Regions from separate parts of the Homo sapiens genome. Here region 2 is linked to region 1. Evidence: chromatin loops called from intact Hi-C (ENCODE). Cell type or tissue: Panc1. All regions are shown on one strand. Links, peaks and the distances in the headings refer to the core of each region. The heading gives the core; the rest is flanking DNA. Region 1 holds the start of LINC01721 (long intergenic non-protein coding RNA 1721). Region 2 has its middle 39 kb from the start of WAKMAR1.

The links. Peaks named below come from ENCODE experiments on the same cell type or tissue, not always from the same donor. Only the 100,000 strongest peaks of a DNase experiment are listed, where the experiment ranks them.
Region 2: it touches region 1 in a loop (6-fold over the local background); 2 of 110 quality-filtered maps call a loop at or near these places.

The regions. Positions count from the first base shown.
Region 1 is chr20:24,190,238-24,205,691 of GRCh38, reverse strand. LINC01721 (long intergenic non-protein coding RNA 1721) reads right to left here and starts at 5,925. Exons shown (of 4, transcript NR_040102.1): 1 at 5,858-5,925. In Panc1, for the core only: no CTCF peak of the experiment used is centred there; no DNase peak of the experiment used is centred there.
Region 2 is chr20:24,143,599-24,159,052 of GRCh38, reverse strand. No RefSeq gene overlaps it. Among named protein-coding and RNA genes, the nearest start is that of WAKMAR1, 39 kb to the right of the region's middle. RefSeq lists a silencer at 10,280-10,329 and an enhancer at 14,855-15,355. In Panc1, for the core only: CTCF peaks have their summits at 8,663 and 8,863; a DNase peak (open chromatin) is centred at 8,902.

The sequences.
Region 1 (15,454 bases), core at 3,446-11,445:
GATGGTCTCTCTGCGCACTTCCCCTGCCTCCCCACTCTCACCACCAAACCATCTCACAAGGTTCTTGTCCAATAGACCTCCTCTCTCCTCATCAAAATTCTTGCTACTTCAAGGCCAAACTGAAAGAACACTTGGGCCTCCCTAGGGCTGTGCTTGTATTTGAAAGAAGGTCTTGTGGAAAGTCCTGCTTGTATCTGCACCCGTTTGTGAGGTCGCTGGAACAGCTCTTCTCCTGCCACCTGCTGCATGGCCTTGGCAGTGTTACCCAGCAAATGCCCATCAGAGTCAGAGTGATTTCTTGTTGAGGTGCAATGCTCCAATCAAAGCTCAGAAAGAGGAAGCGATCGCCAAGCTCTGCTTTCAACTAAGCGCCCTCTCCTCCCCTGCCCTCTGCTCCTCTCTTTCACTCCAAGGCCCTGGAGATAAAGTTTTTCTGATTTGCAGTTCACTAGAAACACAATCTCTGGTCATTTGAATGTAAAGATGTCACAACAGGATGCCAAAGTCATCAGCTCACCTTGGACCATAGCACCAGGACCCTGGCCAGACCTGAGCTGAGCTTTCAGACTGAGAAGAGCAATGTCCCTAGGAAGTGAAGCCTCATGTGTTCCGACTTAACTAAACCCTTGAGCTCATGGCTGTCAACAAGCTTTCTCGGTCCCGTACATCCACTCTTTGCTGATTTAATGGTCTTGTCTTTATTGTGATGTATTTTCATTAGAACCAGAGCCCAGCAGAAAGTTCAAGGCTCCTGCAGACTGTGAGTTCTACAGATGATAAAAAGAAACAGCAAAGGCACTGAGAGCTCTCACATCTGCCAAGCCCCTAGGATCCGCGTCTGCCTGAGAGTGAGGTTGGGACAAGGCTGCAACTTTCAACTCTCAGCACAGACAACAGGACGCTTAATGTCATTTCTCAGGGGGCACTCTGGGATGCCTTGATGACAAGAATAATTAGGCTGTTTTTGACTTCTTCACCTCCTCCTTTATCTACTCCTCTTGGTGTTTATGGCTTTGGCGACCAACTGTCTTTGGTTCCCCCAGGCTGCCTCAAGCCTTGGTCCTGGTTCTTTCATGTTCCCTCTTGGCCCTAATGGGCTGGGCACCTTGTCCTCACACCTGCATCACTGCAGCGGATAAACTAACCCAACTTCCTGGGATGCACTGAGAGAAAAGTACAAAAACTAAAGCTTCCCTGAAATTCACTTTAGCTGTGCAATGCATACCTTTTCTGGTTTCAAAGTCTGCTGTTGTTGTTATTAATAATGGGTCTGTAGTTTCCCATTTGTCTGTTTTGTGACATTAATTCTACACTCATCAGAGGAAAAGAAGGGCCATTTGTATTTAAATAATTCAGGATTCCGAAGCTGCTTGTCTACTCTCTATCCTTATGTCCAAAATCAGCAAGTGTGCAGTATTTGGTTATTCCCCTATTAAAGCTGCATGTTTTTAAAATTAAAATTACTCATATGCAGACCTAACAAATGTAGTAGGAACAAATATTGATTTTTCTCATCTTATTTAGCACTGCATATTTGCTGATGCTTTACAGCCCACCATCAACTAATAGCTGGGACCTCAGTCTGAAAACAGCAGCAATGAGCCCCATCAGTCAGAGAAAATAAAGACGGAGCCTGAATATCAACTCCAACTCCTGCAGAATTATTTCCTATCTGCCTGAGGGACTCATTAACATGCGTGGCTGTGATGCTGGCCTCTGCTTTCAAGATCCTCATTTCTGAAGGAGGAGAGCTACCCTGAAAAAAAAGCCTGCTTAGCAGCTCATTTTTATCTGTTGAAATGAGCTATTAAAGGTCTGGAGGTGGAGTTTATTATTTATTTTAAATGGGGTCCATTGATCCAATCTGCCCATATTTTGAAGATGCTTTTACATGTCTCATCTAACTCACATGCTGTACGATGAAAAGTGACTTGCAGTGAGATTGCATGTGAAGCAGCTGCAGCCTCCTGGCTGCGCACGCTGCTGGGTGTGTGGGTATGTGTCCAGTCTCATGCCACAGAGGACTCGGTCAGAGTCTAATCTGTGTTCATTCTAGAATTCCTGCAAGCCAGGCATGTCTTCAAGTAGAGGGAGTGGATTTGTGGAAAATAGAAGGGTCCCAGGTCCCCGAGCAAGCACAGAGCTAAGGAAGGGGGCTGTGTTATGTCCATCAAGGGCCAACAGACAGGGAGGATGCATTTTCTGAGTCCCACCTTGCTTTACGGCCACTTTTTCCATCCCAATAGCCCTAAATAGCTGCCAAGAAAACACACAGAAAGTATTAAGAATAAAATGAAGGTGATTCAAGAGTGCATCTGAGTCCACCGTCCACCTCACCTTTGTTTCTCATTTGGCTGCTGATGAAAACGGGAGGGGGCCCTGAGGGGAAACAGAGAGTGTGGAGCCAGGAAGGGGAAGGGGCAGTCTCAGAACTGCCCCAGGAGCCAGAAGGCTCATTCTGGGTGGGACGCCTGGCATAACACAGGCTGAGCTGAAGCAGCCTAATATTAGGAGCAGTTCAAGATGAGGGTGGAGGAAGCATTGGCCATCTGGGTTTGGGGATGCTTTATGATGTGGCCCTCCCCTTGGGTGTGTGATGAGCACCTGGGCCCTGGGACACAGTCAGTGCTCTGTGCCAGGTCACTGTGCCTGTTCCCCAGTGGAGCATGCTGGGCCATGCAAGTTGACTGGAGAGAGCTGATTCCCATGTCTCAGGTGGGGGCATCACTGGCTTCCTTTTAAAAGCACTGTCTGCCAGCCAGGCACAGTGGCTCATGCCTGCAATCCTAGCACTTTGGGAGGCCGAGGTGGACAGATCAGTTGAGGTCAGGATTAGAGACTAGCCTGGCCAACATGGTGAAACCTCATCTCTACTAAAAATACAAAAATTAGCCAGGTGTGGTGGTGTACACCTGTAATCCTAGCTACTTGGGAGGCTGAGGCACAGAATCGCTTGAACTAGGGAGGTGGAGGTTGCAGTGAGTGGAGATGGCACCACTGCATGGAGTGAGACTCCATCTAAAATAAATAAATAAATAAATAAATAAATAAATAAATAATACACTGCCTGCCTTTTCCGTAAAGCTAATTTTCTCAAACTGGACAATCTTGCACAATTTAAGAAGCTGACAGAAGCTTTCTCTTAAGGTTTGCATTAATAACAAGGCAGGTCTTCTTCCTGGGAAGGGTGCCTCAGAACGGCTGTCCCTGCAGGAGACCTTGGTGCTCCAAGGCTGTCATTGCTATTCTTCCATAGGCTGTCTTGTCCCAGAGGCTAGAACCCAACTTAGAGGATGAGAAACTGAAGACAAAATCCATACTCAAATTTCCTGGTTGTCTGAGATGTAACCTTCCTTAGCCTTTGCAGAGAGCCATACAAGATATGGGAGGACAAAGCTTAACTGGGTTGTCATTAATCAAGGTATGATGGTGATACTTACCTGACTTTCAGGATGGATTGTACAGTTTCGGTGTCTCTTAAAGTGAGTTGTCATTTTAACCAAGAGGGTGTTGCATCTCTACCCTTCCACAGACCACTAGAGCAAAGTACATCTCTCGCAGGACAACCGTGCTCATTTGGGGATCACAGCTTATGTTCTGGAATGTAGGAGGCTTCAACCAGGCACAGCCAGACTTAGCTAGTTCTGCAGGGAAACATTCCTAAACACACATCCTCCTGGTTGGGCAGTGCCCAGGCTATGCAGAGCAGGCCTCGAACTGGTGAGAACACCTTCAGGAGTACTGCCCCCCTACTCAGCATGCGGGGGCAGAGGCTTGGGCTTGCTTGACCCTGACCAGGCCCAGTTTGATGGGAACACAAACCCACTGCTATGTAAAACCTTGCGTGGAGGTGCTGCTGGGGTAAAGGATGGTCAAATATTCACACTCCAGGATCCAGCCTCCATCCCTCTCCCGGTTTACATCTCTTTCAGCAGAACTTTACTAAAGTCCCTGGATGGAAGCCTGGCAGCACAGTGGCAGCCATTAGCTGACATTCTTCTCCAAGTCCATGGATTGGAAGCACCTGCTGAAAACCTGCAGCGTCTCAAATAACCTCTAAGTTGTCCCCGAGCCACATCTTGTTTCTGAAGTTGTGCTTTTGTGTGCCATGGCACGGTCAGTGATCCCCTTCAAATTACTCGCCATGGAGAAAAAGTGAAGCAGAGATGATGTTAGCATAAAACTCCAAACTCATCTCCACAGGAGCAGGAATGATTCAGCAGGCCCTATGGTGGGAAAATGAGGCATTGTGTAGTTTGAGTAAGATAAGATTTCTAGCTTTCCCTGTGAAATTTTGTCTACTGCTTCTAGATGTGTAAAGTGCGTAGACATTCTTTACCTGTGATCGTACTGAACCCACAGGAATCAACTGCCACCACTTACAACAATATTGTCTGGGGGTTTGGTAACTGTTCACTGGGATGGACAGAAACAGATTCTTCATGACCCAGTTCTTGCTTTAAATAAATCCCACTCAGCAGTGAGGGTCTGGAATGTTTTCAGTTACGTTCCACGTGATATGTTGGCCAGTGATAAACTGCGTAAATGACAGTGATCCCATAAGGTCATACCATATTTCTACTGTACTTTTTAATGTTTAGATACACGAATACTTACCACTATGTTCCAGTTGCTGCAGTATTCAGTACAGTATCATGCTGTACAGGTTTGTAGCCTGGGAGCAATAGGCTCTACCACATAGCCTATGTGTGTAGCAGACTAACCATGTAGGTTTGTGCAAGTCACTCTATGATGTCTGCACAATGACAAAACTGCCTAGCAATGCATTTCTCAGAGCTTATTCCCATCGTTAAATGATACTTAATTGTATATTAAGGCATCCATATTGAAGCAAGAATTCCTTGCTCTGCAGGGCAGTGGAGAAGTGGCCCACTGCGTTTTGAGGCATACTGTATTTATTTATTTATTTTTGAGACAGAGTTTTGCTCTTTCACCCAGGCTGGAGGGCAGTAGCACGATCTCAGCTCACTGAAACCTCCGCCTTCTGGTTTCAAGGGATTCGCCTGCCTCAGCCACCTGAGTAGCTAGGATTACAGGTGCCCACCACCACATGCGGCCAATTTTTGTATTTTTATTAGAGACGGGGTTTCACCATATTAGCCAGGCTGGTCTCAAACTCCTGACCTTGTGATCTGCCCACCTTGGCCTCCCAAAGTGCTGGGATTACAGGCTTGAGCCACCACGGCCAGCAATGGACTGTCTCCTAGGACACCGGCACCCAAGGGAATCCGAGGTGGGTGACCTGGCCCAAGTACCCAGGGCTTCTTGTCTAATCAGCTATTGAAGGGAAGACTGAGGAGGGGACCAGTTTTCCTCTGGGATGCTTGTTTTAAGGCAAGGAATGTGTCTGCTGATGTAAATATTTCCTTTAACTACCCAGTTGGGCCCTCATCCAAGAGTCTCTTGGGCTCTCATTTGCCTCCTACTCTTAGAGAAGGGGAGGGCTAGGCAGTGGACAGCTTGGTCCCCAAATTTGTGAGTGGCTGGATGTATTCTACTCGTTTACTTCCTTTTCTCTATCTCTAGGAAACAAATGAATTCCAGACTTCAACTTCCATGTGGTACAAGTTCTCAACCAAACTGACCACCAATACTATCGAAAAGACAGCAGCCCCCAAGCAATTTGGCCCAAAGCCCACGAACCTCCTACCCTCCTCCCATCCCTCTATTTTCCCTATTATTCAGAAAGAAATCACTGTTATTCATTGCACAGACCAGGTAACAGTTAAACAGATGGCCGTATACATAAAGACAGTTTCACAGTCCATAAGGCAGAGGACGGGAAGGTGTGTCTTCTGCAGAGTCTCTTACAGTTGCAAGTAGAGATCCACCCTACCTGCTGGTTGTCATGGAAGAGCCTGCTGATCACGCCTCACTATCCATTCTCCATTTTTCCTGTCGTATTACAGCTTGTAGCAGCCCCTGGCCATCTGGAAGGAAGACTACACTTCCCAGCCTCCCTTGCACTCAGGCGTGTCCAGGGATATAAAAGCACAGGAATGCAACAGCATTCAAGGCCTCCCCGAAGACACAGCTGATGAGCGCCTTTGTGATTTTTCTACCATGTTCCTTCTCCCCTTAATCCTACTGCCTGGAAAATAAAAGGGCTGCCATAGGCCATAAATTTGAGGTCATGCTCAGCAGAGAAACAGGATAGGGAAGGTGGGTAGCTGGCACAGTGGAGGGTCATGGCTGTCTCAGACTTCTGGACGTTCATGTGAGAGTGGAACACACTTATGCCTTGTTTGAGCCTCTGATAAATCTGCCTGTCCTTTGTAACTGAACCAATCCTGACTGATTCAGTTCCCGCCTCCTATTTGGGGAAGCCAGGCTTCTATGTCCTGCGGGAGAGCTGCAGTCCATCTGGTGGCTAAAGCCCCGGGTTCTAGAGTTAGACTGCTGTGCTCAGGCTCCAGTGTTGCAGCACGGCAGGTGGTTGCTAATAGAAGGACAGACAGGCTTTGGTGCCAGAAGACCTCTCCAAACCAGTTCCTTCCATTCCCTTCTCCCAGGAACTTATTTGTAAGATCATGGTTTTCTGAGAAAGAAGGATGCATCTCACCTTGCTGGCTGTTGTGAGACATTGAGCAGGTAAGCAGTGCCTGGCACAAGGGCCAGCATACAAAGACACTCACTGGCTTGGGCTGCATTTGAGAAACAGATCCTTGTGTATCTTCACTTGGGATTGTGCATTGCACATACTGGTCTCTGTGTCTGACTCTCTTTGTAGTTGTCTGTGAGTCTCAGCCAGTCCTCTCAATACCTGTGATGGCCCCACCAGACAAGACTAACTGACAGGCAGGCAGATGATGGGAGAGTCTGGAGTTTTTCACTGACAGTGAGATCCACAGCTGATTGCAGATTGCTAGACGAGTGTGGACAGAGGAAAGTGAAGGTCTGTCATCTGAGTGACAGTGTTTTTCCCCAAGTGTTTGCCATGAACACTAATAGTTTACCTGAGTGATATGGCAGCTTTACCTTATTTAAAGGGAAGGTAGTGTGTACTTCACCATTTCAGGTCTATGCATTGTGCCAAATTGTGTTGGTTTAAACTCATTATGATATTTAAAAGTTCTAAAAGAAAGTTGGTTTTTGAATTAGCGATGTGTGAGATTAGCAAATTATGTAAAAATTGAATGAGTGGTCGTTTATAAGGAACGAATCTTCTAAAAATATTTGATAGGGCCATCTACATGCACCTAATAGCTACAGTACCACACACCTGCCTGCTGTTATTATTCTCTGTGTGAGTTTATTTTTATTATTATTTTTTTAGATGGAGTCTCACTCTGTCCCTAGGCTGGAGTGCAGTGGCGCGATCTCAGCTCACTGCAACCTCTGCCTCCCAGGTTCAAGCGATTCTCCTGCCTCAGCTTCTTGAGTAGCTGGGACTACAAGTGCATGCCACCACGCCCAGCTAATTTTTGTATTTTTAGTAGAGACGGGGTTTCAACATATTGGCCAGGATGGCCTTGATCTCTTGACCTCATGATCCACCTGCCTCAGCCTCCCAAAATGCTGGGATTACAGGTGTGAGCCACTGCGCCTGGCCATGTAAGTACTTTTATCCTGGTTAGCAGCACATTGTACAATAGTACCAATGTGTGAAAAGCCTACTTTACCGCAAACTAAACAACACGTCTCTATGCTTGTCCTATCCTCCTCGTAAAGAAGCTGTTCTGTTGTTGATGAAGTCATTCTGCTTGGCTATCTCTGGATGATATATCAGAATATACTGCCCCTGACCTCTGAGTAGGTGAGATGATGTTTAATGCTGCTCATTGTGAAATATCAGTGGAGAAAGAAAGGCAGACCACTCTAAAATGCAGAGAGATGGCTCTAGGAAGCCTCAATGTCTCAGAGACTGGAAGTCTGACAGCAGATGCATCATTTTTTTCTGACCAAAATGGATTGATTCTGTCACTAGCAAACTAAATGCAATCAGGATTTTGACTTGAATCATAAATTGTATTTAAATTACAGTTAGCAGGGAATTGAGGCTGGACATCAGTGCAAAGGAGTTTACAGAAATATGTAAGTAGTTACCTGTTTCCTTAGGACTCAAAGGGCTTCTTTTGAAATACCCTAATAGATATACATCTGCCTATTAAAACTCTGTGTGTGTTTGAGAGCCAGAGAAGACAAAGTGCCATTTTGGTGATCACATTTAGTCAAACTGGAGCTTATTATGGGCCCTTCAAATGTCACTGAACACCAGACTAAAAAAATTCTCTTTTTGGGAGGTGGGGACAGTCAATTGTTTAATGGAGAAAGGTTCAGTCCTGGTCAACTATTACACCAGAAAAAGAATAGAAACCATTCCCTGCCTAGCTGTAAGCTCTACATGCATTAATTAGTACCTTTACTGAGAGAGGATACATTCTCATCCTGGCCATCTTTCATAAAACGTCCCCTTTTAAGTGAGGGCAGATGACTTGCTAATTAGGTGTTTAAAATTGTGCCAACCCTCAGGAAGGCACAACTCAGAAAGAAACCCTCCCAGGGTGGGTATCTTACCATGTAGCTATATTATGGCAATTATATTATTTTCTGTAGATTTAAAATTTTATTAAAGACATACACTATCAGAGTAAAAAAAAGTCCAACTAAGCACTATCTGCAGACAACAGACTTAAGACTAAATGATATAATAAGATGAAGGGGAAAGTGTAGGAAAATATATATCAACTAATCACCAAGTACGCGAAAGATGGGGATGCTATACTAATATCATGCAAAATATGTTTTTACCAAAAATATTATTAGAGATAAAGATAGATATTTTTAAAGGAGAAAATGTAAATCTACCAGGAAGCTATCATGATTGGAATACACATAAGCCTAAAAACAGAGCCCCCAAACACACAAAGCAACAATTCTGAATTGAAGGGATAGATGCATAATAAAAAATAGTTGTAAATGTCAATACCCCTCTTTCTATAATGGGTAGAATAACCTGGTAGAAGATCGATAAGGAAATGGAAGACTCAAACACTATAAATCAACTGGAACTGATAGACACATATAGTACATTTGACCAAATGGCAGCAAAATACCTATACTTCTCAAGTGCACAAAGAACATTTCCAAGGATAAACCACATGCTAGGTCATTAAAAGAACACCAAAAAGTTTTAAATGATTGAAATATTATAACATATAGTCTCCAACAACAATAGAATGAAATTAGAAATCAATTAGGTAAATTTTTAGAAATGTGGAAATTAAAGAACACACTTCTAAGCAACAAATGGGTCAAAGAAGATATCAAAAGGTAAATTAGAAAATACTTAGAGATGAATGAAAATGAAGATGTAGTATACCAGACCTCACAAGAAAAAGCTAAAGCCATGCTTAGAGAGAAATTTATGTATAATTCCTATATTAAAAAGAAGAAAAAATTCAAATCAAAGAACACCTTAAGATACTGTAAAAAGAAGAGCAAACTAAACACAAAGCAAACAAAAGGAAGGAAACAATAGGGATTAGAGCATGAATCAATAAAATTAAAAATATAGAAAATAAACAAAGCAACAGTTGGTGCTTTGACAAAATCAACACATTTGACCAAGTTTTAACTAGACAAGTCACATATTAATTAATTCAAGAATGAAAGAGAGGATATCATTACTGACCTTACAGAAATAAAAAAGATTATAATGGAAAACTATGAACAACAGAATACCAACAGAAAAATATAACTTAAACAGCCCTCCTTGGTAGGAGTGATTGATCTCTACTACCAATTTCTTCTTGGTAGTAAGGATCAATCACTTCAGTTAGTACAGTAACTATCATATTTCCTATTGATACAGGGGCCTGAGGTCCCCAAAGTTAAGTAGTCCTAACTTTCAGTTCAGGGGAAATACCATTGTGTCTCCCAGTGGAAATATTCTTCTCCTTGGCACTAAGCCACCTGGGCCTGCAGAGAATAAGGTCGTAGGAACAGGAAGCAAACATTTTGCTGGTGGGTCACTAGGGATAATAGTGAATGGCACCTCTTCTACCCCCACCCCTGAATTCCTGGACCTGTGAATCTTGGCTATGGAAGATACAGCACCTTTTATTGAATGCCAATTCAGAGCATATACAGCCTCTTGAAGAACCTTGTTCCAGCCCTGAAAGGTATTCCCGCCTAACTGGCATGGTAACCAATCTTCAAAAGACGATTTCAAGGTTCTATAACATAGCTGCTTCAGGATGGCAATTTCCATGAGCGTGGGTCCTTGGCCACACTTCATTGGTTGTGAAGTGAGTTCCTTGATTAGAAGCAATGTTGTGTGGAATATCATGATGGTGGATAAGGCATTCTGTAATTCCATAAATGACAGTTTTGCCTGAAGTACTGTATTCAGGGAAACAGATCCCTATCCAAACTAAGTGTCTATTCCATTAAGTATAAAATACCACCCTTTTGTTGACAGAAGCGGTCCAATGTAATCTACCTGCCACGAGGTATCTGACTGATCACCCCAGAGAATGGCGCCTTATTAGGGGCTCAGTGTTGGTCTCTCCCTGCTCCTGGCAGATTACAAACTCAGTAGTAGCTGTGAGGAGGTCAGCCATGGTGAGTGGAAGTCCATGTTGCTGATCCCATGCATAACATCCCTCCCTGCCACCATAGCCACTTTATTCCTGAGCTCATTGGGTGATGACAGGGATGGCTAAAAAAAGAGGCTGACTGGTATGTACAGAGAAAGTTATCCTACTCCATTTATTAAAGTTATCCTATCACATTTATTAAAATTGTTAGCTGAAGTCGTCCTTTGGAAAGCATTCACTTGGGACACAAATGTCTTTGTGCCCATTCATAGAGGTCTATCCATATACTCTTTCCCAATTTCCTTGTCACATATTTTCCATTCATGCTCCTTCCAAGTTCCTGACCATCCACCAAACCTCTGGCTGCAGCCCATGAATCAGTATGCAATCACACATCTGGCCACTTCTCCTTCCAAGCAAAGTGCACAACCAGGTACACTGCCTAGAGTTCTGCCCATTGGAAAGATTTTCCTTCACCACTGCCCTTCAAGGGTATTTCAGGAAAAGGCTGTAGGGCTGCGGCATTCCACTTTCAGGCATTGCGTGTATAGCATGCAGAACTGTCTGTAAACCAGGCCCAAGACTTCTCTTCATCTGTCGACTGATCCTGGAAACTCCCAATTAGGCCATAAATGTAGGCTGGGAGAGAGAACGCAGTGCAGCAGGAGTAGAAAACATGGTCATTTCGGGGACTTCTTCCTGTTACATACTTGTGCCTTCAGGGCCTGCCTGGGTTGGTCTCATGCAGACAGCACTTCCATTTGATGACAGTGTTGTTTGCTTGCCCAACTTTATGGCTTGGTGGGTAAGATGACACCCAGCTCATTATGGGCTGCTCAGGTTGCACAATAACTTAGTGACCCATGGCTTATTTTCTGCTAAGGCCCAGTAGCAGTCCACATCCTGATTCTCAAAGGAAGTAGTTATCCACAAAGGATGGCCAGGCTTTGCTTCAAAATCCTAAGGCCTACACTGTAATTCATATGTAGGAGACTGTCAAAGGCTCCAAACAGCATCCCTATGTGCCAAGGTCACTTCAAGTAATATTGGATCTGCTGAATCATATGGCCCAATTGGCAGACCAATTTGCACAGCAGCCTGTACCTATTGCAGAGTCTTCTTTTGTTCAGAGCCCCACTGAAAACTAGTAGCTTTTAAGGTGATTCAGTAAATAGGCTGGGGTAGTGCACCCAAATGAGGAATGTGTCACCCTCCCAAATTCAAAGAAGCTCGGTATGCTTTGTGCCTTCTTTTGAGTTATAGGAGGGGCCAGATGCAACAACTTATCTTTCACATTAGAAGGAAAATCTCAACATATCCTACATCAATGAACTCCTAAAAATTCTACTAAGGTATGAGGCCCCTGAATTTTTGTTAAATTTATTTCCAACCCTCTGGCATGCAAATGTCTTTTCAATAAGTCTAGAATAATTGTTACCTCTTGCTCACTAGTTCCAATCAGTATAATATTATCAATGTATTGGACCAGAGTGATATCTTGTGAAATGGAAAGGTAACCAAAGTCCCTGTGAACTAAATGATGACATAGGGCTGCAGAGTTGATACACCCCTGAGGTAGGACAGTGAAGATGTATTGCTAGCCTCAGGAGCTAAATGCAAACTGCTTCTGGTGGTCTTTATTTGCAGGGATGGACATAAATACATTTGCCAGATCAATAGCAGCATACCAGGTACCTCAGGATGTGTTAATTTCCTTAAGTAGTGAAATCACATCTGGTACAGAAGCTGCAATTGGAGTCAACATCTAATTAAGCTTAAAATAATCCACTGCCATTCTCCAAGATCTGTCTTATGCACTGGCCAAATAGGTGAGTTGGAGATGCAGTGAAAATTAATGCCCCTGCATTTTTGAAGTCCTTGATGGTGGTGCTAATTATTTAAATTCCTCTAGAATGTAGTCTTGCTTTTGCTTTACTATTTTTCTAGGTAGAAACCATTCTAGTGGCTTCCACTTGGCCTTCTTCATTATAATTTTTCCCTCACCCCATAGGTCAGGTAACGAATGTGAGGATTTTGCCAACTGATGAGTGTTACACTTGTGTAAACTAGAACTGGAAAAATAGCTACAGGATATGTTCAAGAACTCAGGGATTCAAAATTTCAGGTCAAGTTCTGCATGAAATACTTGAAAGCATCTATGTCTGTTCTGATAGTTTATCTCATGTAGCCGCAAGGCTGAGATTGCTGAAAACGAAACCCAAAATCTTATCCTGCAAGTGGCTAATTAACAATAGAGATTGAATTTCTAGCCTTGTAGAATATCTACTGTTAAAGTGAGAGCACCCTTTTATTTTCCAACTATGTCCAGTGATATTAGAAGAAAGCATCCAAGAAGTGCTCACCATACTTGTTAGTTTGACAAAAATGTTTGAAAGTATTATACACACAGTCAGACCTTTGCTTCTTATGTGTGTTTGATTAGAAGTATCCAATGATGATATTGTGCCTATCTCTATTGCCAGAACACACCATGGACTATCAGTCCTCTTTTTACTACCTGACATAGAGACATTAGTGTCTTATTTAATCAAATTAGACAGCCAATTCCAGAAACCCTAGAATCAATTTAGAAAATTTATCTTTAAGATTCTGTTCAATTCTTGGTAACAATTTTTTTAAATCAATCATGGTTCACCAGAGAAACAGAACCAATATAATATGTATCTATAGAAAGAGACCTATTATATGAAATTGGCCCACATGATTATAATATCAATATAGGGGCAAATCTCATAATCTTTGTTGTCATGTCTTCTTAGACAAAAAGCATAAACAAAAATAACAAAAGAAAAAATAGATAATTATACTTTATCAAAGCTTAACACTGTCCTTCAAAGGATACAATAAAAAATGTGAAAAGATAACCTACAGGCTGGGAGAAAATATCTCCAAATAATATAAGGTCAATTTGTCATTATTCACAGTAGCTATGTTCCATAAAGTCTCCACAAACGCTGAATTAGCAAATACAGAACCACTGATCCTAAAGTAAAAAATACAAGGTTAGATTTCTGTGAGCTTCTGACCATATCACTTTTGTGTCAACCAATCAATACCTAACCTTGCTTTATGTATGGTACTATTTAAAGACACCTTATTTAATAAATATTTTTGATTTATTAACATTGAACTCACAACCAACAGCACTATCACTCATGCCTGAATGCTATGTATCTAACACAAGTATTTTCTATGTAAGGGACTTGACAGCCTTCCTGCATTTAGGGACAGTAGTCAGCACATCAACACAGCCCCTATAAAACAGAGAAATCAACAACAACAAAAAGCATAAAAATGTAAAAATCATGGCATTCAGTAGACAAAAAAAGGACAACTGTTTACGGTCTGAGAGCTAAAACATCAAGGTAAAGCATCATTTTATTGAACTGTAGCTGGGAAGCTGCATGCCAAGTGACTCAAACGTTTTGCCACCCTGTGCATATCTGTGAATAACTGTGAAAGCACTGTGAGTGTTGATTTTGAAGCTACCAAAAAGTTTTAGCAAGTAGGCAATTCACAAACACAAAATCTGTGAATAATGAGGATTGACTGTATCAGATACAAGTCTAGGATCCAAAATATACAAATAATTCTTATAACTTAACAATAAAAAGAACATACAATGAACTAAAAGTGGGCAAAAGATCTACATAAACATTTCTGCCAAGAAGATATGTTAATGGCCAATAAGCACAGGAAAATATGTTCAACATCACTAGCCCTTAGGGAAATGCAAATCAAAACCAAGGTGATATCACTTCATATACCCTAGGATGGCTAAAATTAAGAAAGATGAACAATATAAAGTGTAGGCAAGAGTGTGAAGGAGGTGGGACCCTCACACATTATTGGAAATGTAAAATGGTATATCTGCTTTGCAAACCAGTTTGGCCTTTGCTCAAAATGTTAAGCAGAGTTTCCATATGACTGGAAATTTCACCCCCAGGTATATACACAAGAGAAATGAAAACATGTTCATGCAAAGACTTGTGTGAAAATGTACATAGAAGCATTATTCATAGCAACCAAACAGTGGAAAAGAACTACATATTCATCAACAAATGAGTGGATAAGTAAGTGCGGTATATCCTTACAATAGAATGCTATTTGACATAAAAAGGAATAAAATGTCAAAACATTATTCAATATAAGTAAGTGTACTTTTTGAAAACATGTTAAGTGAAAGAAGCCAGTGCCCCAAACACAAATGATTCCTTTGGTATGAAATGTCTAGAATAGGTGAATCAGGAAAGATATACAGTAGACTAATGATTGTCTAGGACCATGGATGTCAGAGAGAAATGGGAACTAACTGCTAAAAGTTGTGTAGGTTCTTTTTGTGGTGATGAAAATGTTTTAAAATTCATAGCAGTCATGGTGGAATAACAGAAAATAGATTTTAAATCACTGAATTATACATTTGGGTGGTTACATTGTATAATCTCAATTATATTTCAATAAAGCTGTTAAAAATAAGAGTTAAAAAACACTGACCATATGACCCAGAAATTTGACTCCTAGATATTCTCAAAATAAAATATAATGTTTACAATAAAGTTTATATAAGAATATTAATAGAAACTTTGCCTATAATAGTCAAAACTGGAAACAACCCAAAATGTTCATCAAAATTGTAGTAAATTTACACAATGAAATTCTACTTATCAATAAACCAGAATTAACTAATGAATACACACAACAATATGGATGAATTTTAAAATCATCATGTTGAGCAAAAGAAGCTGGCCTGAAAGCATATATAACTGTGTTATTTCATCTTGATGAAATTCTAGAACAGGTAGGGACAGAAAGTATTTCATAGGGCCAGATGGTTGGAAACAAACTGTGAAAATATACAAGATAATTTTCAG
Region 2 (15,454 bases), core at 4,591-12,590, 48 kb after region 1:
AGGGCCTGAGAGATAATTCTATCTTGCTAAAGGAAGACTGGTTATTAATACTAATGAAAATGCAAAGTAACCATACAAAATACTGTTCGCTTTGATTTTATTTAAATTCTACTGGTGTTGTGGAGCTCATTCTCTAGTTGACTTCACCTTGCTTTATCTGAGAAGAGCTGATGACTGATGGGAGTCACGCTTCTTTCAGCATTAACCATGATCCTAGGACAAAATGGCAGAGGCAAATGGAGGTGGATGTGAAGCAAAGTCAGCACGCAAATACACTACTTGCTGAAGCCTGCGCTGACAGATGGCCTGAACTCCTCACTTTGCTTTCTGAAATAGAATCTCCTTTTGCAACCTCCAAGGTAGATTAAAAAGCTCCATAGAAACATCACAGATATGAAAAGCACATGAAGTTAACCCATCTAAAAGATGGGCAATTACTATTCAATAAGTGAGAGCAGGTGGCATCAATCCCTTCTCTGCCTGTTGCATTTTGATTTCTGTCCCAGAATAGCTGCCATCAATCATTCCCTATCACCGAGAGGCTGGAGAAGCCTTGCTTCAGCGGTGGAAGCTCCTGGGAAGATGCCAGCTCTCTGGGTGGGGAGTTGTCAGACTGAGCTCACCAGAAATGCTTGTCTATAGTGCCAGATCAGGAGAAACAGTCCTGAGTCTCAGGAACAGACCAATAATCAGTAACTTGGGGTTTAGGTGGATGGCTGGAATCCAGGGAAACATATAAATGAGGATATCAAGGTTGATATGGGACCAGAGCAGAAGGATCCTAGAAGATTCAGTAATATAATGAAACAATGGCATCAGTGGTCCTGATTCATTTATCCATTTATCCATGCTTTTGTCATATGAATTAAAGTTTCTTCTGCTGGAGTAGCTATACTTGTATCAGATGAAACAGGTTTTAAGTCGAAAATGGTAAAAAAAAAAAAAAAGACAAGGTCATTTCAGCAAGAGATTATAACTATATAACAAAATATATATAACTAAATATATATATATATATATACACACACACACACACACACACACACACACACACCCCGCACTGGAGCACCCAGATTCATAAAACAAATACTTCTGGACCTAAAGAGAGATGTAGACAGCTATACAATACTAGTGGGGGGCTTCAACACCCCATCCACAGCATTAGACAGATCATCAGGTCAGAAAGACAACAGAGACATTGGACTTGAGTTTGCCTTCGGACCAAATGGAACTGACAGATATTTACAGAACATTCTACTCAACAACTGCAGAATTCTTTTGGTCAGATAGAGAATGGAGACTCAAAAGACAAAGGGAATGGGAGGCTAATGGATAATGAGAAATTAGTTAATGGGTACAATATATGTTATTTGTGGAATGGATACCCTAAAAGCCCTGACTTGACCATTACACAATTTATGCATGTGATAAAATTCCACATATACCCCATAAATTTGTACAACTAATAAATAAATGAACTTTCTTCTGCTAAACTAAGCTAAACAGAATGTATTTTTCACTCTTGGATTTTGTATTCGTCCTCATGACTCATTTTAGCTAGTGGAAGTGGGTTGAAGTGACAGTGTGCGTGTGCACCATGTGACTTGCTTCAGCCAATGGGAAGTGGTAAAATGGCCTGTTCTGTGGCCTTGTTCATTTTTCACTTACGTCCTGCCTCTGCCACAGGGAAGAACATGACCCTGCCAGACTGCTGGTGCAAGAAGGCTGAGAAGTATGTGTGGCAGAGTCACCCCAAATGACCCACAGTGTGATCTGCAGTCAAGCAGCCCCTGCTGCAGCACCCTGAAGCAAGCCCAACCTAGATCAGCCAGACCCCCGTTGCCCCACAGATGCAGGAGTAATAACAATGATTGTTTTCAGCCACTGAATTTTGGAGCATTACATGGAATAATTATGACATTAACTGACCAATGTGGTCAGCTGTAAGGAACACTCCGAATGGACACTTCTATGCATTTCTTTTGCATGTGACTGGCCGTATGTCATTTGGGAGGGGATGGTGTGTTAATGCGGCAGGTTGGTAACTGAGACTTCTTGCCAATGCTATATTAGAAGTATTCTCCAAGAATTCACCCAAGCTTTGCAAGAAGATCAAATAAACTCTGAATATTCTTCAGTTCCCTAGAGGGCTTACTGCTTAGCTGCTTAGCTGTTTGATTTTTTTTCTCTCAGCCTACATTTCCTTTCTTCCTCCTTTCCTTCTTTTTCTTTCTCTCTCTCTCTTTCAATCTTTCCTTCCTTCCCCAGAAGCTCCATGCTAGTTTTCCATGCCAACAGTGCAGGCAGGGTGTCCTGAAAATTTTAATGTATTTAGAATTCAGAATATTTGTTTCTGAATTAACCATGTATGGTTTTGAATGGCTGTTAGAAAATGATCCATCCTAATTTTTAACTTTGCTCTGGATCCAGTTACCTTAAGTAGATGCCATTGGTTTTACTCTTCTTAGTAACCAAAGGACATTCAAAATTTGCTCTTGATACACTCGGGGTAATGATTCCATTAGGAAATAAGGATACTTTTAGAGCTCTTTCCACTGCGAGAAGGAGAATGACACAAACTTGATGGAATTAGAGTCAGAGACATTTAGAATTGATAGAGATATTCAAGAGCTCATTTTAGGTAGAAAAGAAAGATTTCAGAGTTTGTGAGTCCTTCCCAAAGCCACACAGTTTACAAATGACAGAACCTAGTCTAAAGCCTGGTGTCCCAATTCAGACTCCAGTGCTGCTCACTAGGAATGGAGGAGACTCCAGGCTTATGTGTAATCACACCCCTGCTCCTGTGCCCACGGTATTTGTCACTCATCAGCCATGATACACTTTCCTGCAAGGTTGTTGCAATGTCCTATTTTCATCCTTTCACATTCATCAAATGGGAAGAAACTGGGTATGACTGAGGCAGGATTCCTCTTGGCCAAACAATGTCTCTGTGTACAAGAATATTGCATTCTGGAGCCAACAGTGGTACAAGGTTCAAAGAGTAAGGAAACATCAGACTAAGGCTAAAAGTCTTAAAGGAATGCTGGATTGTTCAATGTGTTGCTGAGTTGTCATTTCTGTACCTAATCTTTGTATTTTTTCAATGCAGCCTTTAAAAATGGCTGCGTTGATGTGGTATCTTAAAGAACTGCTCTGGGACATAACGAGATCTCCTGTCTCTTCCCTATCTTCAGTTGCTCAACACAAGAACTTGGATGTGTGGGCACATTCAAAATCCTGTGCCAACACTCACCTGCTGACCTTGTTCTCCCTCCAGTTGTGCAATGACATAGACAAGACCCAGAGCCTTGGCCACAGGGCCTTGGGTAGAAACCTTTGGTTCCTTGGTATCCATCTTCATCGTGGGAGCACGTTGATAGAAAAACTCAAGACCAGCCCCAGGGAGCTGCCTTCTAAATTGTGTCATATTGCAACATTTCCCCTATTTTCCTCCCATTTCTATGACTCTGAATTGACCTCCCAAAACAACCCAAATTCCTTAATAGAGACCTCTACTAGAAGAGAGTTAAAACATGTCTTTAAGGATACCCCACACACAGACAGTGTATCACTGGGTGACCTAATGACTCTGAGAGGCACTGATCCATCAAAAGGAGTCCTTAAAATTATTAGTGCTAGGGAGATTGCACATAGTCAGAGAAGCCATCGATCAATAGATACAGCAAATAACCAGATTACAAATGTCCCTCAGAGCAACCATCAGGAACATCAGCAATGCTAGATCCTACTGATCCTGTTCCAACCACCAAGGACCAGAGGGTCCTAAGATGAAAAGAAAAGCAGGCTATCTCCAAGAATGCATAAACGAGCAACACAAAAGAAGCAGTTTTGAAATGTTCGGCGACCACAGCCTCTGCCTGTGGCCCTGGGTCACCATCCCAGTGTACCTTATTTCCACTTGGGCATCACCTTCTTTTCTGTATGTGAACATTTTCAGCCTCTACTGGAACTTCCCCCTGAGAACATAATCCTGTTCCAACCTCTCCCTGGAGACACACATTCACCCCTGTGCACAGTGCCTGCAGAAACAGACGCACACAAAAGCCTCCAATTACCAATTGTCACCTGCCCCTTCAAGGCCCCTAGTTAGTGCTCCCTCAACAGGTGCCATCTGCTACCTTGAAAACCCCAACGATCTATCTGTCCTTTTCCAACATCTTGAAGACCCCCAAGGTAAGACTAACAATGTAGCAGCCCTTTCTGCAAGCTTTGGGTAAAACATTCTCCTTATCGTTTGGCTTAGTGATGCCACAACTCAGTGCTCACAGGAATAGTTTCAAGTAAAACTGTCACAAATAAATAGAATACATAATGCTCATTATTGATGGATGGATAGATACAAATACAGATATATTCTTTACACTTGGGACATTGAGGCTCATGAATGCCATATGTGTGATCTCAGTATATAAAAAATGAGAAAAGAGAGATGCCCTGGGGTTGTGGATGGGTCTGCTGCAGTGGTTCCTGTTGCATGTGTCTCCACCCATGAGGAGCTCCTGCCACAAGCTCCCTGGGCTTCCCTTGCTTGGGGTTTAATGGCGTGAGAGTAGGATGTTGCTTTGCTTCCTTTGGAGATGTGCAGTGTTCAGAATGGCTGAGTGAGAAAATCCTCACCTCCCTTTTTCTACCAGATCAAACAATTTCTATTATTATATTAGCACAGTAGAGAGAACCTAGAGGATTGGGTGGTTGTATTATGCGTGTTGTTGCCCCAACGTTATAAATTTGGACAGCAGAGAACTGGTGACGTTGCTAGCAGAGATTAAAATGTATGTTTTGCTTTTGGAGGCTTTGATGTTTTCCTGAAGGAATTTTGGTTATTATTTTTCCAATCTGCCCCTAAGTGTCGTATGCATGGGAAATGTGCTCCATGTCTGGGGTTAGGGGTGTTGTATCATTATTTTTCACAGGGATCCTAGAGAGTTCACATTCTTTCCAACAGTAAAGGGAGGAGAGAAAATGGGATTTCAAAATTTTTTGGTATAAAAGATTATTGCAGAAATTAAGGTAAAACCTCTTGCCGAAATTTCCAAAACACTGTGGATAATGGTAGCCAGTGGCTTATGAGAAAACATGTGGAATGCCATGCAGCGTGCTCTTTGGAAACTCAGCCCTCCACTCGGGTTTAAATTTATAGTCTGACTTCATCCTGTTCTGGGTGCCCAGTGCCTGGCAGGCATTCTGAGGGCCAACAGTAAACTGTATACCCTGTCTGCAAGAAGACAACCAAGGAAGACCACTGTGACCTGAGCTGTGGGGACAACTCATACCAGACAAGGTAAGATTAGAGCTTACCTTGATGACAACAAGTGACAACAGAAAGACCTGAGTGCGGCATGAAAAGGAGAAGAGAGAGCATTGGAGCCTGGACGGGAGTTTGTCCAGGGCCCAGGCGTGCACCCTGATGGCGCGAGACAGCTGGGAGGGAACAGATGGGCACTGTGCAGCCCACACTTGCCTCTGGAAAGCTGCTTGCAGTGTGAACAGTCATGAAGGACTGCAGGTCTCCTCTTGGCAAGAGCACCTCTCTTTGCATTTAGAGAGCCCCTGCAGAGCTGTTTGACGCTGTAACAGGAAAGAGTGTGTGGGTGCCTGCAGGAGGGAGAAAAGTGAGACACACACAGAAGTAATTTGCTGTGAAAAAGAAAATTATGTTAAATTGAAAATGGTCTCCAAGCAGCTTGAGAAGAAAAGGTTTGCAGGAGGCAGAAGAGGGCTTTAGCAAAAGAAGTGGGGCCAACCCGTGGGAAGGCATGCCTCTGAACCTCGAAGCCTGGAAAATCCCCACGGCTTGCAGAGTTGAGGAATTTTATGTAACGGTGATCCTGGTGCACACGTTCTATTATTTTCCTGTTCTGTATGTAGTCTAACCCACTTCCATTACCTCCAATGTCACGTATTTCTGCATAGTGTTAGTGCTACTTTAAGAAATAAAAGAAGGGGGGGTTTGCAGAGTAGGGCAAGGAGGAGAAAGGGTGGAAGAGGTGGGATTCCAAAAAGACCACGCCTGGACCTACATGATAGGGAAGCAGGCGTAGGCAGTGCAGGACCAACAGGGAATGAGCCTCTTTGTTTGCCAATGCACCAGAAGCAGCAGGACCAGGCTCTGGGTGGGGAACATGAGTCCCTGCATTTCCTAAGCGGGGAATATCCTGCCAAGATATTCTTGAATTAGATGTGTTAATCATAAAAAAAAAAGAAAGAAAATACCTAAATATCAGTGTAGACACAAAGCTGTAAAGTTTTTGAGAAGGTGTTATCTTGGGGGGATGGGCTATTTTCTTGGAAATAGACCACATGAATGGCTGGAAGTAGACCACATGAATGGCTGTGTGGGGAGACGGCCTGTGGGGTCCAGATCTGGCTGGGCCTCCATCTTTCTTTGCAACTTTGGTTCTCCATTTCTTCATCTGTGAAATGGGCTACATAACATCCACCCTAACTGTCCAAGCTTTTGTGAAGATCCAAATCATTTGAAAGTGTGAAATTGTTGTGAAAACTATGGTGTCTTGGTACACACGGTGAGCATTATTATAAGTTCGTAAGACAGACTCCATCAATTTATGGTGTTTAGTTTTTTTTTTCTGGTTTGAAAAATCCCAGATAACTACAATTGTGGGGATTCTGTCTTTTTTTTCGACTCCGACTTTTAATCAGGGTTTATTTGACATTATAGATGCATTTGTGCCTTCTTACCTGCTTCTTACACTTCAGGCTCCTTGAAATTAACGCTAATATCCATGCGTCAATTTGTCCCAAACATAACTGTCTTGATTTGGTCTAATATGAGGATGTGAGGCTGGAGACATCTTCGGGAGCTGCTACCAGGGAGCACAGGCATGGGGTTGGGTGAGCCAGGGAAGGGTAGGAGGGCAATAGAGCATGCTCACAGGGTTATCACAGTGGCAGCCAGCCTCATTCCCATTGTGCTCCTGGGAAACAGCCTGGAACAGCCTCAGAGTTGACCCGCCTCTCCCCACTGTCACTGCCTGAGGACTGTCAGCAGAGTTAGCTCCTTTGAAACTTCTGGGCTGCCCTGGACCTCACCCAGGAGAAAGACTGTGATGTGTAATGGTGAGAGTGAGGGGGGCTGCATGGACATACCCTATACATGTGCAATGCAATTTGCTGTGAGACTCAAGGAAGGAAGGAGTGACAAAGAGAGAGCAGGATGAAGAACGGGTGCAAGTGTTAGACAGGGGACCCCATCAAGCCTTGTCAGGATGTTCTGCTCTGAGAAAGGACCGCAGACCCCACACAGCAGCTGTCAGAGCCCAAGTCCTCCAGTATAGCCAGTCACAGACACGGTTTGCAGACCCTCTTCTCAGATTTGGGAAAGGCATTGGGAAAGAAAAGACCCCCAACAGCTCTTAACAGGCACCCTGGTACATCACACAACTCAAGCTGTTTTCATGTTCCTTTTTCTTGCCAGTTTTTGACAGAATGAATCAAAGTAAAGTAAAAAGAGAGGAAGAATGTGTGTGTGAGAAACATGTTTCTGTGTTTCCAGAAAGATCCAGCAGGAGGGAGCTGGGAGCCCACTTCTCAGCCACATCTGCAGCCCAGGTGCTTTACCTGGCCCTGGCTGCTGCAGAAGATGAGAGCCTGCTCCAGGTTCCTTGTCCCTCCACTAGAGGTTTCTATATGAGTTATAATAGTGAAAACATTAGTAAAGAAGAGTTACCATTTAATGAACACCAAAACAGATCGCAGTTTCAATGCACATCACGCTCTAGTCCATTCTGGAAGCCCAACAGGATCAAGTTGCCATGGACCCTACAACCAGGGTTAGAGCCAATGTCCACCTGCTTCCATCTCCCTGGGGAATTCTGGGCATTTTTCAGGAATCCTGGATGCTGGATGTCACTCAGACCTTCTTCCGGACGCAGGCCCAGCAGCTGGACAGGTGGCTGCCCACAGCTTATAGCTGAGGACTTCTGGGACTGCCTTCAGGCCAGCGGAGCTGCCTTGCTCAAGGCCAGGCCTCTCTCTGTGGGAGTCCTGCATGCCCTGCCTCCTGGAGGCAGAGTTTGAGGCTGGGGCCCTTTGCCTCCATGGAAGACACAGGACCCTGTGTTGGCTGAGGCCTCAGTGCTAAAGTATCACAGTCCAGTGTCTCCCTCCTCCTGCTTCCTGCTTCTCTCACATCATTTTTTACGCCCCCCAGAATATGATTTAAATTCTGATTCACTTTGGTGCCAAATGAGGGCCTGGCGGTGGTTTTGGGGTTTCCATTTCATTATGATTCTTCCTTCACAGGACAGGGGATGGATATGAGGTTCTGTCAGCTGCTGAGTATACTCAACATCATCCTTCATTCTGGGGTCAGGGAAGTGGCTGCAGCTAGCGGGCCCTGTGTGGGGTGAGCTCCAGACGGGTATCCACTTGTCACCTGACCTCCGTGAGCCTCCCCTCCAGTCAGAGGGACGTGATGACATCTCAGGTGTCTGATGGGCAACAGTCCTTAAAACACCACGGCACAGTGCGGATGGACTGCAGGGGTAGCCACCACCTACGCTGGGGAGGCTTTGCAGATCCTGCCTTAAGGGATCTGTCCTTCCCTTGGCCATGCTGGACTCTGGGTCTGTGAACTGATCAGTGAGGAAACAGTGAGTTAATTTCCGTTCTATCCCCTGTGAGCTGTCGCCACAGATCTTTGCTGATCAGCATACCTGGTTGTCTTTCTGGCTTCGCTGCCCATTATGATAAATCATTCCCTACTCGCTTCTGGCCTTGGCTACTACACAAACCCTTCCACTGGCCCTCAGCAGCGTCTCTCTCCATTGACCCCAGCTTCCGAGGACAGCCAGTGCCACGCCAGTGTCTGCTCTCGGGCTCCCCTGCTGCTCAGTGGAGGGAGTGCTCTCTGGGCTTCCCTAGGAGTCTAAAGCCTTCCTCGCTTCCATGCCAGCGCAGTTTCAACACCTCCGCCTCACCCATGCATGTCCTGGTGCCTGAGATTCAATGAGCTGTCCCAACACAGGGCCAGGACTAACTCCAGCGTCCCTGACTGAAGTTCAGTTCCAGTCCATGGATGAGTACTGCATATTGACAAGTCCTCCCCTCTCCACTGCCACACAAGGAGAGGCTGTTCCCTTCCGTCAGAGCTGTGGACTTCATCTACCAGCATGAAGGATTCAGGGAGCTCTAGAGGTCAGATTTCCAGGCTCATTCACATCAAGTTTTTATTCTGTGTTTCCAGTTCCTATTCATCTCTATGAGGGTCCCGACCTTTAACCCAGGAAAAATATGGGGGTGTGTACCTTGCAGCTTCAGGGGATGAGCCTTCAGTCCTTCAGACATGCCTGGAGTTGACAGTTGGGGTATCTGAGCCTACCTCTTCCAAGGCTCCTAATTCAGTTTCAAAAAGCCAACTGACTACCCAAATTTTACCTTTACCACTACCCCACACTGCTTACCCACCCTCCTAACAAGCAAACCCATTGCTCTGAACCTTCAATCTGTACCTCATGTCAATCAGCCACAGCCTTACTAAATGATGCTGCCTGTGCCAATGTTATCACAGCCAATAACTATGAGCAGGATCCTTAGTGATGCCTGGGTGGTGACTTACCCAGCCTTAAAAACTAATCCCAAGACTGCTCACCAGGGACACACCCGGTACTAACTGCCTGAGCTTATGATTCCCCAAAAGCAATGTCTGGGACAAAGCCTTATGTGTGAATAGTTTATCTGGAAGTATGACCTTAGAATGGAGTGTCAGAAGTATTGGCCATGACTCATCATGCAGGGGGTAACTACTACTGTGGGTGGATGCTGCCAAATCTCTTTCTCAGGACAGCCTTCCAGGAGAAGGCAAGGAAAAAGATTTTCCATTGCTTTTGCTCCCCATTGATCAAGGTTTACTTCATCATGTGTTAACTACCTGTGGTAGATTTTATTTTCTAAAAGTGACACAGCAAAATTTCTGGGTCCACTCGCTCTTTCGAAACCTTGCTACTCCCCATCAAGATGTGGGGCCTATGTTCCCTCCCTCAAAACTCGGTGGGACGTTGTGGCTGCTTTGACCAATAGAATTCTGTGGAAATGATGCTGCATGGCTTGTGAGGCCAGTTCATAAAAGGTGTATGTCTTCCTCTCTTTCTCTCCCCACCCTGGGAACCCAGCTGCCATGCTGTGAGGAAGCCCAACCATGTAGAGCTCAGGTGCAGGTGTTCTGAGAGGCATCCCCAGCTGAGGTCCCAGCCAACTGCTGCATCAGCTGCTAGACTTCAGGCTCTTAAACATAATGAACATGGTTATTTTAAGCTACTATGCTTTGAGATAATTGTTACGCAGCTGTAGTGACTGGAACACACCCCAGCACTTCTGCATTGCACGTGCTGAGGGTCTAGTGGGCGTCCTGTACATCCTGTACATTCCATGCAGCTGGGTCAGAGAACCTGGGGGCTGAGGGAGGAAGTGAGAGGCACTTGACCCAGCTCAAGCGTGCACGTGTGTCGTCAGTTGAAGACTGTGGTCACGTGAGCAGCTGAGGCAAGAAGTAATGCTGAGAAGATTGAAGAATGTCTGAGGCAACATGACCACTGAAACCAGGGGAACCAGCCACAGTCTCTGAGCAGCTGTGTTTGTTTCCTCTGTGAAGGACCATGGCTGTGGCTCCAGGGCTGTGACAAGTGCTCTAGAACATCTGGGAATTGTTCTTAAAATCCTGGATCAGGTAAAACTTCGGGAAAATACTAGTTATCTTCTAGTCTTTATCCAGGCCATCACCAACAAATTAAAAAGAGGTGTGTGTACATTTTCAGGAAGCTTCACAGCAGCACGGTTCACAAGTGTGCTCTGAAATTGATCTTTACATCAAGATGACTGGATCCGGTGAAACTGATGGCTGGGCTTAAGAGCCAATGCCTATTCAGAATCAGGTTTTCAGCAAAAAGACTCTGGCCAGACTGCAACTGTGCTTGTGTGGGGAACGAATTTACTCTCAGCAGAAAAGAATCACACCCAGCAGTCTAGACTTGCTTTTTGAGGCTGGCTGGAGTTTGACAAGAATGGTGGGGTTTTCTTGGGTGCAGGGCTGGGTGCAAATTAATTTAGATTGTCCAGAAATAGGCTCTAGAAAGTTTGGTAAATTCTCAAGGAACATGAACTATGGAGGAAAAGGAAATGAAACAAACGCAAAAGATAGGAAAGGCTGAGCCCATCAGGTGAATCTGCTCTGAGGTGGATGAGCAAAGAAACAATGCTTTCCAGCAGCTGCAGTCCTCGTGGTGACCGAGGGGTCAGATCAAGAGAGCCTTTGGTGAAATGCAGGAGCCAGCTCCAAGCTTCAGATCATAGAATGGAAGGGCTTGAAGATGGCCAGTCCTGGCTTCTAGTCAGCACCTAGTCTGACTTGGACAGATGGGAGGGGACACTGCGTGGAGGGCTGGGGTGCCAGGGTTTCATTTTTGTTTTTGATCTTGATGAATAGGGACCAGAGTTTGCTTGTCTTCATTTAACTGCTGTCATGTTGTCCCTACTGTACCAAGCGTGAGGTGGCATGTGCTCCAGTATATGTCTCCCCTACCCTTCTTCGGCAGGAAGTAACCACTTCAAAATTCCTTTCAGGGTAGGGAATCATTTCACCCAGATGTCATTATTGTTTTTATTGTTACTATTTCCTATATATGTGATTTCTAACACTTAGGTGGGTAGCACTTTTCCAAATAGATATCAAAGAGTGTTGGAAAGACAATTTTCAAAAGGCAAAATAAATAAACTAAAAAACAATTGGGAATGTTATTCTTTTGAAAAAATGGGGCCAAATGTATTTACACTGAATAGCACAAATAAAAAACATGACGTGTTCTCACTCAGCATGGCTCCACTTAAGATATCACAAACCCAATGTACTGCCCTTTGAAGAAGCATCTATCTTCCTGGCTTTTTCTTTCTCACATTCTTGTACAATTTTTTTGTGATCTCGTTGAGGTACCTGGTTACTTGCTATCTTGGGTTTTCCATCTTCAAATGCTCCAGGACTTTTCTTCTTTTCTTACCTAGACTATACTGAATTGTCAATCATTTAAATTAATAAATCATAAGCACTTTTGATTCCCTTTGTACTATTTTCCTTCTGCCCCTAAAAAATTCCTACCCTGGGTTATGGTCACTAATTTTGGAGAAAACCCCATAACTGTACAAATTAGAGCCACAAAATCACCCCCAACTTCAGCTGGGTCTCTAAAGCTATCTGTTAATTTTTCTGTCTTTTCTTATGCAGATTTCTCTTTTATTTTTAAATATTTATTTTTATCCCTCTAGCCTCCTACTAACTAGGCTCAATTAATTCTTAGTGGTCAACTCTGACTCTGAATTCGCTATGGAGTCAAGACACCCATGCATTAACTTCTTCAACCTCCAGCCCCCGACCTGAAGCCTCACCCCCAGTCTTTCCCTCCTCACCTCTTTTCCCTTGTATTGGGCAATGGGGGTTCCCTGCTTTTCTGAATATCAATCAATACCATGTCCTTGCTGTTGGCCTGTTCTGACACACTCTGTTTCCAACACATCAAAGGTCCAAGGCCACCTGAAAGGGCTCAAACAAGAGCTGATTGGCCAGCCTCCTGGCAGATAGTTCTAGAGAGGCTGCAAAAATCCAGGGCTTGGCAGGAGTTCCAATTTCCTGTCTAACTCCAAGACTCCATGATCAAGCTCTGTGGGCCAAAATTACAAAGTCACTGCATCACTGGGTGAGGCAGAATTCCATAACCCTGTGTTATACAAGTTGCTGGCAGCCAAGTGTCCCCATCCACACAGATACCACTTCCATTCCTAACCTCCTTCTCTCATGCTTTCCCCATCTCACCTTTGGAAAACACTGTCTAGTCTTGCCCTGAAGTTCCCAAGGAAATGAGTTCAATGCGAGTCAGTGCAGTGGGATGACCCTCCTCACCCGCCTCAGTAGGGGATAAAGAATGTCTAATTGTCACCTGTCATGCACCTGACTCTCAAGGTAAAATAATGCTTTATACACTTCAGCAGAAGAGGACTGCCCAAAATCAAGAACAAAAACAAAAACAAGAAACATAAATAGCAATGACATGACAAGTAATATAATTAGTGATTTATAAAAGGCAATCTTCTTTGTAGAAAACAAGTTAATGGACACTGAGGCCTGACTTAGATGCTTGAAGAGCAAACTCATTCAGAGAAAAATGTTCCCAGAGATAGTTTTTAAGAAGGGTAAAAAATGATGCTCCTCAAAATCCTAATCTAAGCTTTCATCATTGCAAAGAAAAAACATCCTGAAATTGTCAGGAGGGTGGGTTATAAATAACAGATACTAACTTTTTTAGAAAAAATAAAAAGGATGGCCCCAGAAGAGCAGAAAATCTGGAAGGTGGAGATAAAAAGACACTGAAAATATGTCTGAGCAGAGCTAAGAGCTGGATAATTGAGCAGGTAAAGAACAGGCCTGTGGGACTAATCGGGGCAGGAAGGATGTGAGGCTGTAATGATAATAAGATAATTGCTGAGGTGTGAAATACTGCTCAGGAGCTGCAAGTGCACACTGAAGAGGGAAGCTGGGCAGAGAATCTGCCTATATTCATCATGATCAATAAAGTGTAATAAACTTGTATTGATGATGCTGAAACTGCCTTATGATTGTGTACTTAGTTGTTTTCATTTTTATTTTTAGAGATGGGGGAAGTCTTACTACATTGCCCAAGCTGGCCTTAAACTCATGGGCTTAAGAGATCCTCCCACCTCAGCCTCCCAAGTAGCTGGGACTCCTACAGCACCTGGCTTGCCGTATTGTAAGAACCCAACAGACAGAAATAAAGGTAGTGATGTGGATGGTGTGGGGTGGAAGGATGGCTAGATTGGGAGTCAAGAGACTTCACATCAGCTCACTGACTGAGTGGTGTGGACAGGCTCTTCTCCAACCCAGGCCTCAGTTTACCCATCTGTGTACTGAGCGATTGGACTAGAGTCAGGGGAGTCAAGCAAAGGAACACCTCTGCTTGGATCTAAATGTTCCAAAAACACCCAGAAATTGTAGGCAATATTGTACGCATCACCAGTTTTCCAGGGGTGGGTCTGTAGCTTTCCTTAAATTTCCAAAGGGATATGAGGCTCAAACAAGATTAAACGTTACTAAACTAGATTATGTCTAGGAAACATTCTACTCCATGATACTATGTGTAATGGATGACCATGGAAATAGGGACTTTTAATGTCTTTATAGACATCAGGACCTATGACAATTGGCTATTTAAATGCAAGTCAGCTATAGGGTAGTCACACACAATTCTAATATCATAACCAGATTATGTTTTATGTAGATAAATGTCTTAATTTGAATTCACCCAAAAGCAGACACCAGGATGTATGAGCAGATAGTTTCTCGGTGGTGAGGGTGAGGGGGTTGGCGGTTGGGGAATCCGGGAGTGAGGGGTGGGGAGAGTGAGAAGGGAAGGCTGTGTTGGTGAACCTGTTACTGCTGTGGGCAATGAGGCCCAACCCTGCTGCGACCTCTGAGGAACCACATAAGACGCAGCTCAAAACCGTCCCAACGAGATGAGGAAGCTGTGTTGATTTACCCAAGGACTCCCGCTTATCCTCAGTTGAAGGTTGTCCCTGGAATGTAAAATCCAGGTGCTTTGCACATGTGCAGAGGAGGCTCCCTGATAGAAAGACAGAGAGGCAAATGCAGCGGGTTGGGGGTGGTCAGCAGAGAGGGGTCGGTCCATTCCAGCTTCCTGTGGACACTGCTGGCTGAGGGTTGGAGGTGGGGCAGGAACAGACTGCACCTGGCACACAGGCCAGACCCCCTCAAGCCCCTCCATGGTGAGTGCCCCCATGAGCCATTAGCCCTCAAGGCCTGAGACGTGTGTGTGGTAGGAGGTTGCCTGGGACAGCAGCCCGCACTCACAGCCTGGCTCTGTCCCGCTGCGTCCTGGGATGTCCTATGAGGGGGAGGCAGTGAGCACAAGACTGACCTCAGGGGCGGGAGCACTCAAAGGGACTAGCATGTGTGCCAGGCTCAGAGGAGGCCCACACGGGAGAACAGTCCTGGCCACTATCACTCTTACTATTGCTGTTGCCATTTTATGTTTAGTCTTACTTGAACACCCTCCAAGCTAAGTCTTCACTTGCAAAACTACCGAACTGTCCTTTGAAGGTCATATGTGGGGACAAAAGTGAAGGCTTTTCATGGCAGGAATCTGGGTTCAGCAGGGCTTGATGGCTCTCTGAACATTATTGGAAGAAAACTGTAGAAGAAGGCTAGTCACCTTTTTAAGAAGGCTGGCTTCTTATCTCAGGGTGGGCTGCCTGACGTTTGTGACTTAGGGAAGAGGAGAGGGCAGCTGTCAGGATGCTGTCATGGGGGCAGTGCTGGTCCAGAGCACACTCTCTGAGGAGGCCTGTTCTGGGCTGACCAGTAAGCCCATCCCAGACCATGTCCCTCTGGCCCACA